4 separate regions of the Homo sapiens genome follow, and regions 2, 3 and 4 are each linked to region 1. Evidence: chromatin loops called from intact Hi-C (ENCODE). Cell type or tissue: heart right ventricle. All regions are shown on one strand. Region 1 overlaps IVD (isovaleryl-CoA dehydrogenase). Region 2 has its middle 3.5 kb from the start of CCDC9B. Region 3 overlaps LOC112268152 (a long non-coding RNA gene). Region 4 overlaps DISP2 (dispatched RND transporter family member 2).

Region 1 (5,000 bases):
GACGACCAACATGGTGAAACCTCGTCTCTACTAAAAATACAAAAATTAGCCAGGCCTGGTGGCACGCGCCTGTAATCCCAGTTACACAGAAGACTGAGGCAGGAGAATCGCTTGAACGCAGGAGGCAGAGGTTGCAGGAGCTGAGATCGCGCCATTGCACTCCAGCCTGGGCAACAGAGTGAGACTCTGTCTCAAAAAATAATAATAAAATAAATGAACACACATGCTGCTGAGTCCGCAGGGGGGGCAGAGCAGAGGACAGCGTGCTTTTGTGTACTGTTGGAAGACTGGCTCCTCCTGTACAGCACCTCTGAGCCCTTGTGCACCGCCCTGCCACGGGCACCATCCAGTCCTGGCCGTGTGACCACCCACAGCTGACTGGGCAGCAGGCACAGGCCCTACCCGAGCAGGCCGGAGTTGGCTCGCATGACTCCAGCTGAGGCTGCCTGTGTACATTTCTCCAGATACCCTATGGCTAATTTTGTTATAACTGCACAGTGGCTGCTGCCATTTTGTATTAAATATATTGTGAAACAAACCTATCTGGGGAGAAGCAATCTACTTGCCGCTGCTTCCTGTCTGGATCCAGCTTGTGTCCTTGGAGAGTGGCTGGCCCAGGTCCTATTCCTGTCCTCCAGCCCGTTCTTTCATGAGGGACAGGAAGGTAAAATCAGCCCTTAGGAGAGAGGTCTCAGCCTCCCTTTCCCAGATCTCCCAGTGAGTTTTAAAGGAAGCAGGGAGCCCAGAGTGCTAAGTTCTTACAGCCAGAAGGAAGCTTATAGATTTCTGAAAACCGCCCCTTTGTTTTTAAAAAGATCAACACAATTTGACTTTCTCAAGGTCAAAACGAACTAGAATCCAGATCTGCTCATGGCAAAAATGGGGGTGTTCTGAGAATTCCAGCTTTGGGCCGCACTGTACAGCAGTCTGGATAGAGTGTGATCTGAGAAGGGAATGGGTCTGGGTTGTTCCACCCCTTCCGAGTTCCAAAAAGAGGGAACTGGTTTTCTTGGTTCTCAGCCCAGCAGCACCTATCCTGGCTCTTGGTCCTGGCCTGCAGCCAAGTGCTGTTCCTAGCCTGAGGCTTGAGACAGGTGGGGTTGGCTCCTCACCAACCCCAGTTCCGTCCCATCCTGAGGGCAAGATCCTGGGCTCATAGGCAGTCCCTTTCACTTCCTTGTCTTGCTCCCTGCTATGTTGGAGATGAATGTGACTAAAAGGGCCATCTTGCTGGCTTAATGTGTGGCTGGAGAGACCAGCCTGGAGACAATGTGGCAAAATGGGGCGCTTCATCCAGTCTGTCTAAGCCCTGTCGACTTGGGGAGGTGATTTCTTTCCTGGTTCTATATGTGAAGCAAAATAAATGTTTTAAAATTAAAAGCAAAAAAAACAAAATGAACCATGCAGCCTGAGTGGTAAATGGAAGAACAAGGGGCACGTCTACTTTGGTTCTTGTGGGCGTGTTTGGTTGCCTACATGCATTGGGCAAATCTGCAGCACCAGCTGCCAGCACTGCTCCTTCCTGCGGCTGGCTCTTACTCCACTCCAATTTTAGGCAGGTCACACTATCAGGGCAGCTCGCTGCTGTTGATGCTGCCTGCCCTGTGGGAGGGCAACAGAACCTTGGGATGTTTTTTAAGCGTGGTCTGAGCACACCCCTTATCAAAATTTGGCAACCTAGAATAAATGCAGGTTCCTGGATCCTGCCCCAGACCTAATCACATCCCCAAGGGTGAGTCTGCAAGGCAATCTTCTACAACCACCATCTGAGTCCTAAAGCAGGCTTCCCCAGGAGCCTAAGTCCTAATTCTAAATCCATATAATCTAGTGATAACAATCCCTTGCCCATGTAACCCTCTCAAGTCTGAGATCCTTGATCTTTGCACAACCGAGTGCAGGAGGCAAGGTTTCGCGCAGGGCCCCCTTTCAGAAGACCGGTAAGGTGAGTTGCCCTCGGTGGAATGGGACTAGACCTGGTGTCAACACACCGCGCGGTCTGGAGAGAGGTTCCCAGTCCCTGCCTGCCGGGTGGGAGCTGGGACCTAAGACCCAGGTGGCCATCTGTCGCGACCCCCAGCCTAGGGCAGGTCCAGAGTCCTTCCTCTGACCCTCTCCCTCGAGGCAGCGCGCTTCTTCGAGCGCAGCACTGGCTTGCCAGACGCAGCTCGAGTGTCGCATGGAGCTCGCCTGACCCCTGCCGGCTGCCCGCGGGGTTGGGTTGCAAACGCGCGGAGCCAGCCTATATGGCCTTTGCCTGGGGTTCAAGGCCCCCAGTTTGGGATTTCAGGACTCAACGACGTTTTGTTTTAGCCAATAAGGACATGAAAGGGAAGAGGGGTTGGGGGAAGCCTATCCTCTATTACCATCATTTCATAAAAGGCTTTTTTTTTTTGAGACGGAGTCTCGCTCTGTCGCCCAAGCTGGAGTGCAGTGGCGCAATCTTGGCTCACTGCAAGCTCCGCCTCCCAGGTTCACGCCATTCTCCTGCCTCAGCCTCCCGAGTAGCTGGGACTACAAGCGCCCGCCACCATGCCCGGCTAATTTTTTGTATTTTTAGTAGAGACGGGGTTTCGCCGTGTTAGCCAGGATGGTCTCGATCTCCCGACCTCATGATCTACCCACCTCGGCCTCCCAAAGTGCTGGGATTACAGGCGTGAGCCACCGCGCCCGGCCGACTTTTTTTTTTTTTTTTTTTTTTTTTTTTTTTTAAGACGGAGTCTCACTTTGTCATCTAGGCTGGAGTGCAGTGGCGCGATCCCAGCTCACTGCAACCTCCACATCTAGGGTTCAAGCGATTCTCGTGCCTTAGCCTCCCAAATAGCTGGGATTACAGGCATGTGCCACCATGCCTGGCTAATTTTTGTATTTTTAGTAGAGACGGGGTTTCACCATGTTGGCCAGGCTGGTCTCAAAGCCCTGGCCTCAATTGATCCACCGGCCTCAGCCTCCCAAAGTGCTGGGATTACAGGCATGAGCCACCACGCCCAGCTAGGCCAGGATTTTTATTTGTTTGTTTATTTATTTATTTTTGAGACAGGATCTCACTCTGTCACCCAGTGCAGTGGCGTGATCTCAGCTTACTGCAGCCTCGACCTCCCTGGCTCAAGGATCCTCTGGCCTCAGTCCTCCCCCTTGCCACCCACCCCCAGCCCCCCAGTAGCTGGAACTAGAGGTGTGCACCACCATGCCAGACTAATTTTTGTATTTTTTGTAGAGCCGGGCTTTCACCATGTTGTCCAGGCTGGGCTCAACTGCTGGGCTCAAGCGATCCTCCTGCCTCCACTTTCCAAAGTGTTGGGATTATAGGCGTTGAGCCAGTGTGCCCAGCCCTTAAATTTTTGTATATGCTTTATGTTCACTGTTTTAAAAAATACTACAGTTTTTAAAAGCTTATTTAAAAAAATAAAAGTCCCCTGTCCCTCCTATCCCCATTCCCACTCCCAGGACAAAACCACTTTTGAATCTTTAAGGGGCTTCTTTTGATAATTCACTTCATACCTCTAAGTGACATGCTTACTTATTGATTTAATTGTAAGCACTTTTAAGGATAGTTTTTGTTTTTGTTTTTAAGACGGAATCTTGCGCTCTCTCGCCCATGCTGGAGTACAGTGGCATAATCTCAGCTGACTGCAACCTCCGCCTCCTGGGTTCTAGCGATTCTTCTGCCTCAGCCTCCCGAGTAGCTGGGACTACAGGTGCACACCACCATGCCCGGCTAATTTTTGTATTTTTAGTAGAGACAGGGTTTCACCATATTGGCCAGGCTGGTCTCAAACTCTTGACCTCATGATCTGCCCACCTCGGCCCCCCAAAGTGCTGGGATTCCAGGCATGAGCCACCATGCCCGGCCCAAGGATAGTTCTTTAAAGTGCATACATTTGATTTATGAGAAGTTATGCCCATACTTTTTTCACTTCCTCGGGCCAGCCCTGTCCACGGGCCAGTGTTTGGGAGCCCTGAAATCAGGTGGTGCAGAGCCCCATTCACATTCCTGGCTGTCCCCAACCCCTGCCCACACTTGGTACCCAGAGCCTACAGCCACGCTAGTGCCGAGTGGGAGCTCTCCTCTCCCTGTGTGCGCCACTTGGTTACTCTTGCAGGGGGCCGTTCCAGAATTTGGCCTCTTTCCCTCACCCACCACCCAGCCACTCTCAGAGGCTAGCCTGGTATCTCTTAAATACTTCCTGGATCTTAACATCCTGCCAACTTGCCTTCCTTCTTCCAGGCCATGCCCCTCAACCCTTCCTCTACACTGAACCAGTGAACTATCAAGCTCCCCGCAAATTCTTCAGTGGCTCCCAGCACCTGTAAGATCTAAGGCTTGGCAAGGCAAATATGACTCTGATCCCCCTGGGCCTTCCCCTTCTGCTGCTTCCCTCCTTCCCTGCTGAATGTTCGTGTTCTTGTTGCAAGGAGTCCTCACTGCCATGTTTCTCATCCCTGTGCCTTTGGTCTGGGGCAGCTCTGGAAGTCCTTCCAGCCCTTCAAACTTTCTCTTGCTTCCTCATCTCTAAAGCCTCAGGCCAGGGCCTGCCTCCTTCAGGAAGACCTCTCTTCTCCAACCTTCCCTCATTCCTCTGTCTCCATCTCATCCATCCTGGATGGGTCCCCTTTCTCCTTCTCCCTGGGCATATCTGCACTGATGGGCTTGCCACACAGTTGTTTATTCCAGTTTCCCCAGCATTAGGCAGGCTGTGAATCTGAGAGCTAGGACTGTGATTTGACTGTCTTTACATGATCACCATCCAGCACAGTTCCTGGCATGTAATAGGTGCACAACAAATATTTATTGAAAGAGTAGATGAGTAGTCACATGACACTTAGCTCACATTTTGCTGGTATACTGTTATTTGTGTATACGGTCCTCTCTGTAAGATCTTTGAGGTCAAAGACCCTCTCTCACTTATCTGAACTCTCCCAATAGCACCCGGGGCTCACAGTAAGTGCTCAGTGGCTATGTTCATGCTGAATGAGTGAAATGACAGGTGGGCCAGAGCCCT
Region 2 (5,000 bases), 78 kb before region 1:
AAAAAAAGAAAAAGTTTCAAAATAGCAAAAAAACTTATAGAATAAGGATATAAAGAGAAAATATTTTTGTACAGCTGTACAATGTGTTTTGTTTGTGTTTTAAGCTAAGGGTTATTACCAAGAGAGTCAAAAAGTTTTTTTAAATTAAAAAGTTTATAAAGTAAAAAGGTTACAGTAAGCTAAGGTTAATTTATTACTGAAGAAACAAAAATATATATTTTTTAATTTTTCATTTTTTGAGACAGTCTCACTCTGTCACCCAAGCCAGAGGTCAGTGACATGATCATGGCTCACTGCAGCCTCAACCTCCTGGGCTCAAGGGATCCCCCTGCCTCAGCCTCCTGAGTAGCTTGGACAACAGGCGCATGCCACCATGTCCAGGTAGTTTTAAAATTTTTTGTAGAGAGAACGTCTTGCTATGTTGCACAGGCTGGTCTTGAACACCTAGGCTCAAGTGATCCTCCTGCCTTGGCCTCCCAAAGTACTAGGATGACAGGCATGAGCCACCATGCCTGACCAAAAAATCATTCGTATAAATTTAGTCTAACGTAAGTGTACAGTGTTTATAAAATCTATAGTAGCAGACGGTAATGTCCTAGGCCTTCAGATTCACTCATCACTCACTCAGTGACTCACCAGAGCAACCTCCAGTCCTGCAGGCTTCATTCATGGTAAGTGCCCTATACAGGTGTGCCATTTTAAATCTTGTACACCATATTTTTACTATATCTTTTCTAAGTTTAGATATGTAAACACTTAGCACTGTGTTACAGCTGCCTACAGTATGCAGTACAGTAACCTGCTGTACAGGTTTGTAGCCTAGGAGCAATAGCTATACCATATAGCCTGGGTGTGTAGTAGGCTGTACCATCTAGGTTTGTGTAAGTGCTCTCTGTGGTGTTCACACAATGACAAAACCACCTAACAACGTATTTCTCAGAACATAGCCCTGTCATTAGCAGACACATGACTATGTTTTAAAGCACAGCCGCTTCCAAGAGGCTCTGTTGTTTGGGTCTCTAGCCCTTTGGTATGGTGAGCCAGGCATTCCTCCAGGGCCCTTGCCATGGCAGTTCAGAGCTGGTCAACAGCCTTCCTCCCTCGGGCCCTAAGTTTGGGCCCTTCCTGGCCTTGCTCTCCAAGACTGGCTTTTTCAGCCTCTCTGAACCTGGCAAAGGAATCAGCCCTTCTCAGGAAAGCTCCTCCCCCATATCTTCCTCATACAGCTGAGACTGGTCTCCCTGCCCAGGCTCCTAGAGCCTCTGGGACTCAAGGCTTGGGGGTGCTGAGAGGAGGGTGGTCTTTCTGGACTAGGAATTCGTGGAGTCTGTTTCCTCAGCTACAAGGCCCTGAGCTCCAGGCCCTCAGGTGAGAATCAGAAGCCCCTGCATTCCCCACATCCCTGATTGACCAGGCCAGTTTCCCAAATGCCACAACTCGTCCCCTCTGTCTCCAGAGCAGAAACCCCCGCTGCCTTCTTTCTCCTCCCAGACCCACCCAGGCAGCCAGAGGTCCAACCTCCACCCCTCCAGAACTGCCCTTTCCTCCCCACTCCCTCCCCCAGCTCCGCCAGGCTTAGCCCTCTTCCTGTCCAGGCCTTTGCACAGCACCCCTGGCCCCACACCCCATCTCCACCACCCCAGAGTTCCCATCTTGCTTGCAAATGCCACTGCGCTCTCCCTTCCTTTCCTGCCGGATGTCCCCACTGAGTCAGACTCGTCAAACTCTCCCAGCAACCATGACGCACCCAGGCTTTGTGCCCTGGGCCTCTCTCACACACATACACGCACACACTCTCTCTCCTTCTCCCAGACGCTCTGCATCCTGCCCCATACAGTGGACTGAGTTCCACGCCAGCCTCAGGAGGCTTCAGAAGCCTCCAGAAGCCTCAAACTTCCCTTCGCCTGCCCCGCACTGTGTTGGAGCTGGGAGGCCCGCAGAGCACTTGCTGGGGAGGGAGACCTAATGCTCTCCAGCCTCTTCAGAACTCAGGCCCGGACCAGGTCTGGGGAGGAGATGTGTAGATGGGGTAAGGAAGCTACAGGGATAAGGCAAGGCTGTGTACCCCCTCCCCCATTCCCAGACAAGGTGGGGGCAAGAGAGTAGCAGGGGGGTAAAGGCATGGGCACAGGCTTATCGCCTGTGGGATGGCCACACAGCTCTTCTGGAAGGGCCTGCAGGAACACACTCCCCTCACCTAGGGCAAAGGCCTTCTGGTCTGTCAGGCTAGAGGGGTATGTGCCCAAGACAAACCAACCATCATACGGGGGGTACCAGCAGCTGCTGACTGTGTGTTTCCCAGTGTTATTCACACATGACGTCACACCTCTGAGCAGCCCCCACAGTCTCCCACTTTCCCCAGAGTCTGTGGTTGGCCTGTCTGCTCTCCATTGGACAGAGGCTCTCTGAGGGCAGGAATGACCTGCCAAGTGCCTCTGGATCCCCAGTGTCTGGCACGGTGCCCCTGCATACTAAAGAACCTCCATCAGCACTTCCAGAATGAAGACATGCGTGAATTGTGCTTGCCATCCTGTGCATAGCTGTGGGTATCCTATGCATAGGCTGGGACTGCCTTTCTGTCCACCTAGAATGTACGCAGCCCTGAGGGAGCCGGTGGGTGGTAAAGGTGCCCTAAGAGTAGCCCCACCCCACCCCGGGGAGAAGCCCACAGGAAGCAGGGGAGATGGAGAAGGACCAGCTTGCCATCCCCATGAGACTGGGTGTCTGTTTCTCTGTGTCGCCACTAAGGGGCAGCAGAGCGACAACAGCCTGTTTTTGGGTGCGGGAGGCGGTTCCCTTTCTCTGTTGTTCCACAGGGCCTCCCCCAAGTCCCTGTAACCTCCACCTCCCAACTCCATCAGACTAGAGAAGCCATCTAGTTGTAGAAGACTTATTTTATTGATGAGGAAGCTGAAGCCCAAAGAGGTGGCGCCCTCTGCCCAGGTGGCACAGCCTGTCTGTGATGCCGCTGAGGCCACACACCCGGGAGCTGCCTCCTGCCCAGGGCGCCTTCACCGGCTGCCCCGCCAATGCCGTTCTGCTGATCCTTCCCTCTGTGCCCTCCCTCTCTCCACCCGGGGTTGGGCCGGGTGTCCCAGCACCTCGGGCACAGGCTCTTCCCTGTGGTCCCCCACCCTCCCAGGCCACCCGCTGGCTCAGGGGGTACCCCCTGAGGTCCAGAAGGGAACGTATCTGGACCCTATTCGTGGTCCTCAGAGCACAGACCTGGGACCAGCCCTGAGAACGAGATGGCTGCAAGTTGGGATTCTCACTGAGGAGAAAGAGGGAAGGGGCTGCAGGGGAGGAAAGACCCTCCGAACCACACGTGGAGCCACCGCAACCCTGGGATCACAGCCCTGGCAGAGGCTCCACCCACGAGGGCCGCACATCTCAGACCTCATTCTGTTTCCGGAATGCTGCCCCTGAAGCTGGATCAATGAAACATAAGCAAGCCGGCCCCTGCCCTTCCCCTCGGCTTTGTCAGAAGATGGGATGGGGGGTGGGTGGATTCCAAATGAACTTCACCCCTTACTGGCTGTGTCCCTTCTCTCTCTGGCCCTCATCTATAAAATGAGGTGTACCTGCTTCACAGAATCATCTGGAGAGGAAATAAAATAACATGGGTAACCATCCATATCTGGAACAAAGTGTGCCCAGAGTAAGGCTCAAAACAGTTTTCTTGCCTCGGGTAACTTCCTGATGGCCACCTTCTGGATGCTACCTCCCCAGCATCCTTTGAGAGGCCCAAAGCCTGCCTCCTACCAGCCTGCTGGGGCCTGAACACATTAAGACTTCTGGGTTATGGAGACCATTTGTGATCTGGTGGGGCAGATCCTGAGGCATTCCCTCAGCCACCTCCCTTCAGGTCTCCTGCCCAGCACACCCTCTCCAGGGAGTCCTCCCTGTCCCTCTTTGTCCCCTCTGAAGTCCCAGGCCCTGGTTGCCATCCCTCTCCAGCCAGGACTCGTGCTTCTGGAAGCAGTCCCTGCACTTTACCTGCCTCTGGATACCCCCAGGCCCAGTTCCAGGATCACACCCCAGTGCTCGGGAACCCTTCTTATTGGTGAAGGGCCGAGCCCTTAGAGGTCACTGGTGCCACTAGCCAGCCCTGGGTGTGTGGGTGAGTATTGAGGAAAAGAGTGAGCCAGGCTGGATTGCATGAGAGCTCAGCTATTAGGCAGGGAGACCCTCCAGATGGAAAGGGGCCAGAGAGTGGCCTAAAGCACAGCATTCCCTTCCTGCAAACCCATCCTCCCTCCCTGCCCCACCATGGCGATTCTTGTCTCAAGAAAACTCCTGTCCTGGCTCCCAGGACTTGAGGTGTGGTCAGGCCAGGCCTGGTCTTGGGTGGGAAGGACTCAAGACTGCATGAGGTGGGGCTGGAGGGACCAGCCCTAGGCAGGCTCCAGCTGCCAGGGACAAAGTCTGGGCCACGCCTTTCAAAAGAACACATAAGCCAGAGCAAGGTGGAGCCCAGGCTGAAGTCCTTTGAGGCATTGGAAGCAGAAGGAAAGCTGTACTAAGGACATACCCCTCCATTCTGCTCTCCAGGACATACCCAGGGCTGGGGCATCCTGAACCTTCCAGCGTCAGACCCAGTAATAGGAGGTGAACGCTGGCATGGACCTGAGCCCCTGAGGTCTCCCTTGTTTGTTGATGTTCTGTTCCCACGCACCAACAATGGATCTCTTCATGGTGCAAAGGGGACTCATTGTGTTTTCCCAGAAGCCCCACCTTGACCCCCAGCCCACAGCTGTCCACGAGCAGAGGCTGAATGCTGCCCTGTTGGGACTTGCCCACACTATGCCATGAACAGAGCACCTACCCTGGCCAAGGTGATGCAGGAACCACCAGGGAAAGACCTCAGAGGCACCTGCCAACACTAGGCTGCGTTGGCCTGAGGCCCAGCCAGCACAGGGCTCAGGCCCACCAGGGAGTTTTCCAGAAGGGGATGAGCTTCAAGGGGATGAGCAAGATTCAGGCAGGGGGATGGGAGGAGA
Region 3 (5,000 bases), 100 kb before region 1:
AGTGAACTGAGATCACGCCACTTACACTCCAGCCTTGTGACAAAGTGAGATCCTGTCTAAAAAAAAAAAAAAAAAAAAAAAAAAGTGGATATGAGGATCCAGTTGTCTTCTACATTCCAGAGATTTGCAAATTTACAAAGCAAAGCCACTCTTTTCATTATTTTTTGTCATAAAAATATATTATCTGCCCAGGTGCAGTGGCTCACGCCTGTAATCTCAGCACTTTGGGAGGCCGAGGCGGGTGGATCACAAGGTCAGGAGTTCGAGACCAGCCTGGCCAACATGGTGAAACCCTGTCTCTACTAAAAATACAAAAATTAGCCGAGTGTGGTGGCATGCACCTGTAATCCCAGCTACTCGGGAAGCTGAGGCAGGAGAACTGCTTGAACCTGGGAGGCGGAGGTTGCAGTGAGCCGAGATCATGCCACTGCACTCCAGCCTGGGCAACAGAGTGAGACTCTGTCTTGGAAAATAAATAAATAAATAAATAAATAAAATATATATTATCTATGTTAACATGTAGTGGGGCTTATTATTCTTTAGACAAATTAATAAATATTTTGCAAAACCCTTGGTCTTATTTCTAATATGTCAAATAAAAATAGCTATAACCCACATAAACAAAATCCCTTTAGATACCTCTCTCTCTCATATATACATACATATATATATATTTAGAGACTAGGTCTCACTCTGTCACCCAGACTAGAGTGCAGTAGCATGATCATGGCTTAGTGCCGTCTCAAACTCCGGAGGTCAAGCGAGCCTCCTGCCTCAGCCTCTCGAGTAATTGGGACTACAGGCATGTGCCACCCTGCCTAGCTAATTTTCAACTTTTTTTTTTGTAGAGATGAGGTCTCACTATTTTGCCCGGGCTGATCTTGAACTCCTGGGGTCAAGTGATCCTTCTGCTTCAGCCTTCCAAGTAGTTGGGATTATAGGTGCGAGCCACCACATCAGGCTTAGAGACCTCAATATTTAAGAGTGTAAAGGGATCCTGAAACTAAAACATTTGAGAATCACTGGTATAGATAGAGCAGTACTGTTACTGGCTGCCTAGCTAGCTTGCTCCAGGGATGCTATGCTATCAACCATCTTCAACCATGGTCCTCTACTGGCCAGGACTGCCCCCACTGCCACTCCAACTTGCTGCTTATTACAACAGTTGTGCTGTCTAGCTTCTATGATTTCATGGTCCTATCATCCCCACTGCTATCTGGAGCCAGTTCTGGAATGGCCTCTTGCTGTCAGGCATGGCTTACAGAGGACAGTCCAAACTCAGCTTCTCAGGGATGCTGGTACCGCTCTCACCAGTGTGTTCCTTGTTGCTTTGGTAACTAGAGTATCCTCTGGGCCTTCCTGCAGAACTTAAGTGGTTTCTGGCCTTACATAGAATATACCCATTTCTGTGAGCTTTTGAACCCTTCTTCCACATTCTGCTGTGGTAGTTCTGGCATTTCCATTACACTCTGGTGGCCATTGCCTTCCTCCTGTCTCCCAGGATCCTTGTCAGGATATCACATCCTGATTCACAGGAGAATACTCCTATAACAACGAAGTATCCCTTGTTCAACTTAATGTGTGGCACCACACCCCACCTTGATCTAGCCTATACATTCGCTCCTGGATCCTGCCAGTATATACTGGCTACTTCCGCAACTACTTCATGGTCTAGCCTTCTTCCCTAGTGGGCCCCTGCACATCTCTGACTGGGCTTTATTGTGATCTGGCTCTATGTATTGGGCTTGTAGGCCAGGACAGAGAGGCAGCTTCCTTTGGTGTCAGAAGGCAAGTCCCAGTGACAGTTGCAGCTGAGCCATCATAGCCAACACTCCTGACAATTGGAAGAATGAGCACCTCCCTCCTGAGGCTGACCCGGGTAGTAACCCCCAATATCCACTATAGAGACAAAGTCTAGCTTTGCCTATGAGACAGAGCAGAACCAGGATCAAGAGCTTAATGCCCTGGAGTCAGAGGTCTGAATTCCATCAGGGCTTTTGAATTCCAAGGCATTAGGACTATGTGACCTTGAGCAAGTTCCTGGCCCTTTCTGAGGCAGGGACTTCATCTATGAAATGAAGATAAACAGTACTACCTGATAGGTCATTGGGAGACAAATAAGACAAGGAATGTAAAGGCTTGGTATAGTGCCTAGCACATTCTAAGGGCACTGTTATTGTCATAATTGGTCAGAACTTTCCAAAGCCAAAAAGGGCTGCCTCAGGGAGCAGACAGTAAGGTATGCCACCATCCCAGATGGTCTTTGGGCTGACGCTGCTGAGTGCTCCCCAGGGATTTTGTGGAGGAGGCTCTAGGGCCCACAGGGGTATTCACAAAAGATGACTTTTGGGGCCCATTCTGTCCCCAAGCTGCCTTGATTCTCTGATTTCTCTGATCCCTGCCTGTTCTTAGTGGGGGGAGGCATATTCACTTTCAGGCCACTAGGGGGCCATTTAGTTTTCTGCAACAGGAGAACACTAATGGTTTCTTAATGGCTCAGGCACCGGGGAGATCAGGCTCAATTATATCTGAAAGCATTCTTAGTTCCTGGGGTAAAAGACACTATGTAAATCCAGACAATAAATAGGGATTACTGATGACAGGTTAAAGAATCTGGCACTGTTTCGTTTAGAAAAGACAGAGTGAGAGGAATTGAATAAAGGCTTCAAGTATATTATTCTTTGGTACAGAAGAGTGACATGCTGTTTTCCCACTCCACTAAGAACCAAGCAAGAAGAAAGGCATTTAATTTGCAACAGAAATATGGAGAAGCAATATGGAGTGCATTCACGAAAGGGGACTGAAGGAAGCTTTGTATTGGCCTCAACCTGGAATCTTTAAGAATAATTCATCATGGAATAATTGTATGATATGTCCTGCCAGGAAGGCCCTAGAGCAGGGGAGAGAAGAGAGGACAACTTCCAGAGACAATTCAAGAATTGTTTTTTTTTTTTTTTTTGAGACGGAGTCTGGCTCTGTTGCCCAGGCTGGAGTGCAGTGGCGCCATCTTGGCTCACTGCAAGCTCCGCCTCCCGGGTTCACGCCATTCTCCTGCCTCAGCCTCCCGAGTAGCTGGGACTACGAGTAGCTGGGACTACAGGCACCTGCCAACACGCCCTGCTAATTTTTTTGTATTTTTAGTAGAGACGGGGTTTCACCATGTTAGCCAGGATGGTCTCAATCTCCTGACCTCGTGATCCGCCCGCCTCGGCCTCCCAAAGCTGGGATTATAGGCGTGAGCCACCGCACCCGGCGACAATTCAGGAATTTTAAGTCAACAGGCTGCCCTGGCTGACCTAGGAGCAGGGTGGAGGAGTGAGTTATTTCTTCCCCATCAACCCACAAAAGGCCATAAACACTCCACACTACCAATATCCTTGAAATTTCTCAGAAAGTAAAAAAAACAGCTTTTTCCTTGAAATAGCATCTGGCTAGCCATTACTAGTGGCAGCCCCACACCTGGGCCTGGATCAGGAATGAGACTGAGGCTGGGTTAGAGGCCTGTGGTTCCAGCAGTCCACTAGCACACTCAGTTCTGGTAGCCACTTGACTTCTGTGCTGCTGAGGTGGGCAAGGCAGCTGTTTTGGGAGGGCTTCCTCGTGTGTGTGTGTGTGTGTGTGTGTGTGTGTGTGTGTGTGTGTAAGGGGGGTCCTCTGGAAGCCAAAGATTCCTGGAGGAGGGGGGGAAGTGAGAAGGGCAGAGGGGATCCTGCCCCACAGGGTAGAAGCCAGGTCAGGCTCACACTTGCAGGGGCTTGAGGGAGGGTTCACCCACAGAACCCCATCAGAACCACAGTTCTGTTCCCCAACACACGCCCAGACAAGTCTCCCTCACTCATTCAGACACCCAGGCAGTCCATATGCCCAGTTCTGGGAACACAGGAAGTAGCATCCAAGGAGGAGGGAACCAGAATTCTGGAAAGCCTTATAGAGAGGGAATGGGGAGGAGAGAAGGCAGGGAGAGCAGAGAGCGGAAGGAGGGGGAGGGCACAAGTAAAGCCGCAAGGGAGAGTCTGAGCATGAAGGGTTGTTAGCACCTAGGGGGTCCAAAGACCAGGCACAGAGCCCACTGCCTGGCGCCTGGCCTGGAGCCAAAGAAGACAAACCTCACATGGGAAAGTGGGGAGGGGACAACCGCCCAAGCCTTGAGGTCTGGAGGGGATCTGAGAGTGAAAACGCTCTAGGAGTCCTGAGAGTTAAACTCCTCAGGTTCAGTGCAGCTCCTTGGGTCCAAATCCAGGCCAAAACCAGGAATTGGAAGACCCAAAAAGCGGGACCAGCGACCTGCGGCGAACTTTGGGACTAAGGTGGCAAGCGAGTCTGGAGAACAGCTCAGTCCGTGGCTCTGTCCCGGAGGCTCAGGGTTGGCGGGGTGAGGCGGGCTGGGGTACGCAATTGCGACGACTTCAGTAGAGCTCCGAAGCCCAGCCTGGACTGGGTGGAAGGAACACAACCAGCTGCGGCCCCAGTGAGCGCTCCAGGTGCCAGAACCGCCTACCCCTGGCGTCAACCAGGTTCTTTAGCTGTGAATGGGCCTGGGAGACCCACCCAGGGGGTACGCGGTGCGGGGAGCAAGCTGAGAGCTGGAACGTGGTATCTTCCCTATCCCTCTTACCGTCCCCTCCCAGAGGATAAACCTAGGCCTGGAGTCCGAAGCCCAGGCTGCTATTCCACCTGTCACTTCGGAGCCTCGGGGCGGAGCGGGGAGGCGCCAGAGTTGACAGCTCGCGCTCCGACCGCCCCCTTCTAGCTCCGCACTCCGCCTCGCACAACGCCGTTCCCCCTTTTAAAGAAGTGCCCGGGGCTCCACTCTACGCCGCGCCAGCCCACCAGGGGTCGCGGTGACGTCGCCCGTTTAAGAGCCAGCCTCCCTTAACTCTCTCTTAACGGGGCGTCCCGGCGGGGCTCGCGGCTCCCGGCAGCCGCCGCCTCCCCTCGCGGCACTTCCGGACCCCGGCGTCGCCCTTTTAAGGGGCAGCCCCCAGCAGCGCTCTCCCCGC
Region 4 (5,000 bases), 54 kb before region 1:
CATTCCATGTGTCGCATGGAACAGGACCAGGTGAGCTGGTGGGGGAGGTGCCAGGGGTTTGGGGGGAACTAAGGACATGAGGGAACTGATCCCAAGGAAATACAGCTGAGCCAGGACTGCCAGGGGGTGGACTGGGGAAGAGCATTCCCTGCTTAGAAAATTATTCCAACCCTGCTGAGAGGCTCCAGGTTGGGGTGGGAAAAGAAGAGTCGGCTGTTTTTAGAAGAGCCAAGATAGAAGTGCTGGAAGCGAGCCCATGCAGGGACTGCGGGTTTCCAAAAGGTCCTGAAAGGGCCCTCCAGAGCGGGTGAGGAGGCCCTGGCCCAGGGAGCTGAGACTGTGGGCTTCAAGGCCTCAGCCCCCATCAACCTGAGCAGTGCCAATCCAGTTATGCTAACTGGAGAATCATATACAATAACATCTGAAGAAAGGTTTGCTGCTGAAAATGGTGTGAAAACCACGCAGCAGCCCAGCCCCCCACTTCACACGAGGATATCCCAAGTACCAAAAGACTGGTTAAGAACATGCATTATAGAGTCAGATGTCTGAATTCAAGGCCAGCTCTAAGGCTGTCTTGCTATGTGACTTCAGCCATGTTTCTTAACGTCTTAGTCCCTCAGGCTTCATAAGCGCTAAATGGGGATGATAAACGTACTTTCCTCACAGGGATGTTGTGACAGTTAAATGAGATAGAAGTTGAAAAAATACAGCATAATGACTGGCAATAGTAATCTCTCAATAAGTACTGTGTTGCCACCATGATCTCAGGCCCAAGGTTACGCAGCCAGTTAGTGGCAGAGCAAGGGCCTCTGACTCCCAGGTCAGTGCTCTCTGTACTACGTCAGCTGTTGTGATGTCAACAACAGGAAAGGAGAAAAAAGGAGGCATGAGATTTGAAAAAGAAACAGCCCTGGGCCTAAGAGGGTTTAAGCGGTGCAGTGGACAGAGGGGAGCTGGGTTTTGGCAGTGACCCTGAACCTGGAATGTTTTGGCCTCCACTCTTCCCATTGCTTGCTTCAGCTCATTGGACCCTTGGCCCTGTTCTATCTGTGGCTGCTACCTCCACTTTTACATGGAGTTGGGGTGTGTGACCTACAGGGGCCCTTACAGCAGGGTCTCTGAGGCTGAAGCCTTGGGCAGCATCCCTGAGGCTCCTCTTTGATGAAGTCAAGATGTAGCTGCTGGCACCTGGGCCAGGAGCCAAAGGCAGCTGGGAGACAAGCCTATCTCACCAGGCTGTCAAGATCCCTCTCTGCGCTTGCCCTGTAGTGTGAAAGGAGATGAGAGAGCCTTGTATAGGACTGGGAAAACCTGAGCCCTTGGGCTGCCCCTGAACTCTCCCCTCCTGCGTGTGCCCTACAGATCCGCTCCCATACCAGCTTCGGGGCTCTGTGCCAGCGGACAGCAGCCAACCAGTGCTGCCCCAGCTGGTCCCTGGGCAACTATCTGGCTGTGCTCTCCAACCGCTCCTCCTGCCTGGACACTACCCAAGCTGACGCAGCCCGCACACTGGCCCTGCTTCGGACCTGTGCCCTCTACTACCACAGTGGCGCCTTGGTGCCCTCTTGTCTGGGACCTGGGCAGAACAAGTCCCCACGCTGTGCCCAGGTTCCCACCAAGTGCTCCCAGAGTAGTGCCATCTACCAACTCCTGCACTTTCTGCTTGACAGGGACTTTCTGAGTCCCCAGACCACTGACTACCAGGTGCCTTCCCTCAAGTACAGCCTGCTCTTCCTGCCCACCCCAAAGGGTGCTTCCCTCATGGACATCTACCTGGACCGGCTGGCCACCCCCTGGGGGCTTGCTGACAACTACACCTCTGTCACTGGCATGGACCTGGGCCTCAAGCAGGAGCTGCTGAGGCACTTCCTGGTCCAGGACACGGTGTACCCCTTGCTGGCTCTGGTTGCCATCTTCTTCGGCATGGCCCTGTACCTGCGCTCACTCTTCCTCACGCTCATGGTGCTGCTGGGGGTGCTGGGCTCACTGCTGGTGGCCTTCTTCCTTTACCAGGTGGCCTTCCGCATGGCCTACTTCCCCTTCGTCAATCTGGCAGCCCTCCTCCTGCTGAGCAGCGTCTGCGCCAACCACACGCTCATCTTCTTCGACCTGTGGCGCCTTAGCAAGAGCCAGCTGCCGTCGGGGGGGCTGGCGCAGCGCGTGGGCCGCACCATGCACCACTTCGGCTACCTGCTGCTGGTCTCCGGCCTCACCACGAGCGCGGCCTTCTATGCCAGCTACCTGAGCCGCCTGCCGGCCGTTCGCTGCCTCGCCCTCTTCATGGGCACGGCTGTGCTGGTGCACCTGGCGCTCACGCTGGTCTGGCTGCCCGCCTCCGCCGTGCTCCACGAGCGCTACCTGGCGCGCGGCTGTGCGCGCCGGGCGCGGGGCCGGTGGGAGGGCAGCGCGCCCCGGCGGCTACTGCTGGCGCTGCACCGGCGGCTCCGCGGCCTGCGGAGGGCGGCGGCTGGCACCTCGCGTCTGCTCTTCCAGCGCCTGCTGCCCTGCGGCGTCATCAAGTTCCGCTACATCTGGATCTGCTGGTTCGCAGCACTGGCGGCAGGGGGCGCCTACATCGCCGGAGTCAGCCCCCGCCTGCGGCTGCCCACGCTGCCGCCGCCCGGCGGCCAGGTCTTCCGGCCCAGCCACCCCTTCGAGCGCTTCGACGCGGAGTATCGCCAGCTGTTCCTGTTCGAGCAGCTGCCGCAGGGCGAGGGCGGCCACATGCCCGTGGTTTTGGTGTGGGGCGTCCTGCCTGTGGACACTGGCGACCCTCTGGACCCTCGTAGCAACAGCAGCCTGGTGAGGGACCCTGCCTTCTCGGCCAGCGGCCCTGAGGCCCAGCGCTGGCTGCTGGCACTCTGTCACCGGGCCCGGAATCAGAGCTTCTTCGACACCCTGCAGGAAGGCTGGCCCACGCTGTGTTTCGTGGAGACCCTCCAGCGCTGGATGGAGAGCCCCAGCTGCGCCCGCCTGGGGCCTGACCTCTGCTGCGGCCACTCGGACTTCCCCTGGGCCCCCCAGTTTTTCCTGCACTGCCTGAAAATGATGGCTCTGGAGCAAGGCCCCGATGGCACCCAGGACCTGGGACTCCGCTTTGATGCCCATGGCAGCCTGGCCGCCCTGGTCCTACAATTCCAGACCAACTTCCGGAACAGTCCGGACTACAACCAGACCCAGCTCTTCTACAATGAGGTCAGCCACTGGCTGGCAGCGGAGCTGGGCATGGCACCTCCAGGCCTCCGCCGTGGTTGGTTCACTAGCCGTCTAGAGCTGTATAGCCTGCAGCACAGCCTGAGCACTGAGCCTGCTGTGGTGCTGGGCCTGGCTTTGGCGCTGGCCTTTGCCACACTGCTCCTGGGCACCTGGAATGTTCCCCTCAGCCTATTCTCCGTGGCAGCTGTGGCAGGCACCGTGCTGCTCACTGTAGGACTCCTGGTTCTCCTCGAGTGGCAGCTCAACACTGCCGAGGCCCTGTTTCTCTCTGCCTCAGTGGGCCTCTCAGTAGACTTCACTGTCAACTACTGCATCTCCTATCACCTGTGCCCACACCCTGACCGCCTGAGCCGTGTGGCCTTCTCTCTGCGCCAGACCAGCTGCGCCACAGCCGTGGGGGCTGCAGCCCTGTTTGCGGCAGGCGTGCTCATGCTGCCTGCCACAGTGCTGCTCTATCGCAAGCTGGGCATCATCCTCATGATGGTCAAATGCGTCAGTTGTGGCTTTGCCAGCTTCTTCTTCCAATCTCTCTGCTGTTTCTTCGGGCCAGAGAAGAACTGTGGGCAGATCCTCTGGCCCTGTGCCCACCTGCCATGGGATGCTGGTACTGGGGACCCTGGTGGGGAGAAGGCAGGCCGCCCACGACCAGGGTCAGTGGGAGGGATGCCCGGGTCCTGCTCAGAGCAATATGAGCTACAGCCCCTGGCACGGCGTCGGAGCCCCAGCTTTGACACCAGCACAGCCACCAGCAAGCTGTCCCACCGGCCCTCAGTACTCTCTGAGGATCTGCAGCTCCATGATGGTCCGTGCTGTTCCCGGCCCCCACCAGCCCCTGCCTCCCCAAGGGAGCTGCTGCTGGACCACCAGGCAGTCTTCAGCCAGTGCCCTGCCCTGCAGACCTCCTCCCCCTATAAGCAGGCTGGCCCCAGCCCCAAAACCCGGGCCAGGCAGGACTCCCAAGGGGAGGAGGCTGAGCCCCTGCCAGCCTCACCAGAAGCCCCAGCCCACTCTCCTAAGGCCAAGGCTGCAGATCCTCCTGATGGCTTCTGTTCCTCAGCCAGCACCCTGGAGGGGCTCAGCGTCTCTGATGAGACCTGCCTAAGCACCTCTGAGCCCAGTGCCCGTGTACCAGATTCCGTGGGTGTGTCCCCAGATGACCTGGATGACACTGGGCAGCCAGTCCTTGAGCGAGGCCAGCTCAATGGGAAGCGGGACACCCTGTGGCTGGCGCTGAGGGAGACAGTGTATGACCCATCATTGCCCGCTTCCCATCACAGCAGCTTGTCCTGGAAGGGCCGAGGGGGGCCAGGGGATGGCAGCCCTGTGGTGCTGCCCAATAGCCAGCCAGACCTGCCAGATGTTTGGCTGCGCAGGCCCAGCACTCACACGTCAGGCTATAGCAGCTGAGGGGGACCCGGGGAGGCTGGACAGGGCGCGGAACCCTGTCATGGATGACAAGGCAAGGGCAGCAATAGGCTGGAGCCCGAAGGTATTTCTCCAGATCCACAGGGAGAGGTCTCACCCTCCAGCTGTGGATGTTAAACCCTGCCAGATGTCCCAGCCTTGATCTGTCTGCTCCTACTCCTCACATCTGGAGGATTCCAGCAGGAGGGGTTTTGGAGGGGACCTGCTTGCGACCTGCTGAGGGCTTGTCTGCTCCCACAGCACCATCTAAGACCCCTCCTCTAGAAGTGGGGAAGGCCAGATGTGTAGCTTCGGGTATCAGAGGAGGCTGACCTGGCCCCCATCCCAAGTTACAAGAACTTCAGTGAGACTAAGGGACC

The links. Hi-C counts contacts between places; a loop is a spot of excess contacts. Peaks named below come from ENCODE experiments on the same cell type or tissue, not always from the same donor. Only the 100,000 strongest peaks of a DNase experiment are listed, where the experiment ranks them.
Region 2: it touches region 1 in a loop (5-fold over the local background); 61 of 110 quality-filtered maps call a loop at or near these places.
Region 3: a loop joins it to region 1, with 13 times the contacts of the local background. A loop is called at or near these places in 61 of 110 quality-filtered maps.
Region 4: it touches region 1 in a loop (4-fold over the local background); 73 of 110 quality-filtered maps call a loop at or near these places.

What each region holds. Positions count from the first base shown.
Region 1 is chr15:40,419,910-40,424,909 of GRCh38, forward strand. It overlaps IVD (isovaleryl-CoA dehydrogenase), which reads left to right. Exons shown (of 12, transcript NM_002225.5): 12 at 1-1,399. Among named protein-coding and RNA genes, the nearest start is that of IVD, 17 kb to the left of the region's middle. In heart right ventricle, CTCF peaks have their summits at 2,197 (motif pointing left) and 2,399; a DNase peak (open chromatin) is centred at 2,192; H3K27ac peaks cover 2,206 bases.
Region 2 is chr15:40,341,986-40,346,985 of GRCh38, forward strand. No RefSeq gene overlaps it. Among named protein-coding and RNA genes, the nearest start is that of CCDC9B, 3.5 kb to the left of the region's middle. RefSeq lists enhancers at 1,795-2,294, 2,478-3,075, 3,076-3,672 and silencers at 2,645-2,754, 2,775-2,864. In heart right ventricle, CTCF peaks have their summits at 2,746 (motif pointing right) and 2,953; a DNase peak (open chromatin) is centred at 2,751; H3K27ac peaks cover 2,699 bases.
Region 3 is chr15:40,318,628-40,323,627 of GRCh38, forward strand. LOC112268152 (a long non-coding RNA gene) reads right to left here. Exons shown (of 3, transcript XR_002957721.2): 1 at 4,616-5,000. Among named protein-coding and RNA genes, the nearest start is that of INAFM2, 2.6 kb to the right of the region's middle. RefSeq lists an enhancer at 2,225-2,742 and a silencer at 4,753-5,000. In heart right ventricle, CTCF peaks have their summits at 2,443 (motif pointing right) and 4,840 (motif pointing right); DNase peaks (open chromatin) are centred at 2,408 and 4,844; H3K4me3 peaks cover 698 bases; H3K27ac peaks cover 2,041 bases.
Region 4 is chr15:40,365,696-40,370,695 of GRCh38, forward strand. DISP2 (dispatched RND transporter family member 2) reads left to right here. Exons shown (of 8, transcript NM_033510.3): 7 at 1-30; 8 at 1,363-5,000. The coding sequence ends at 4,623. The region is part of intron 3 of LOC124903472 (a long non-coding RNA gene); the gene reads right to left. Among named protein-coding and RNA genes, the nearest start is that of DISP2, 10 kb to the left of the region's middle. RefSeq lists an enhancer at 1,631-2,522 and silencers at 2,305-2,484, 2,605-2,684. In heart right ventricle, a CTCF peak has its summit at 2,578; DNase peaks (open chromatin) are centred at 1,436, 2,127 and 2,546; H3K4me3 peaks cover 1,459 bases; H3K27ac peaks cover 2,966 bases.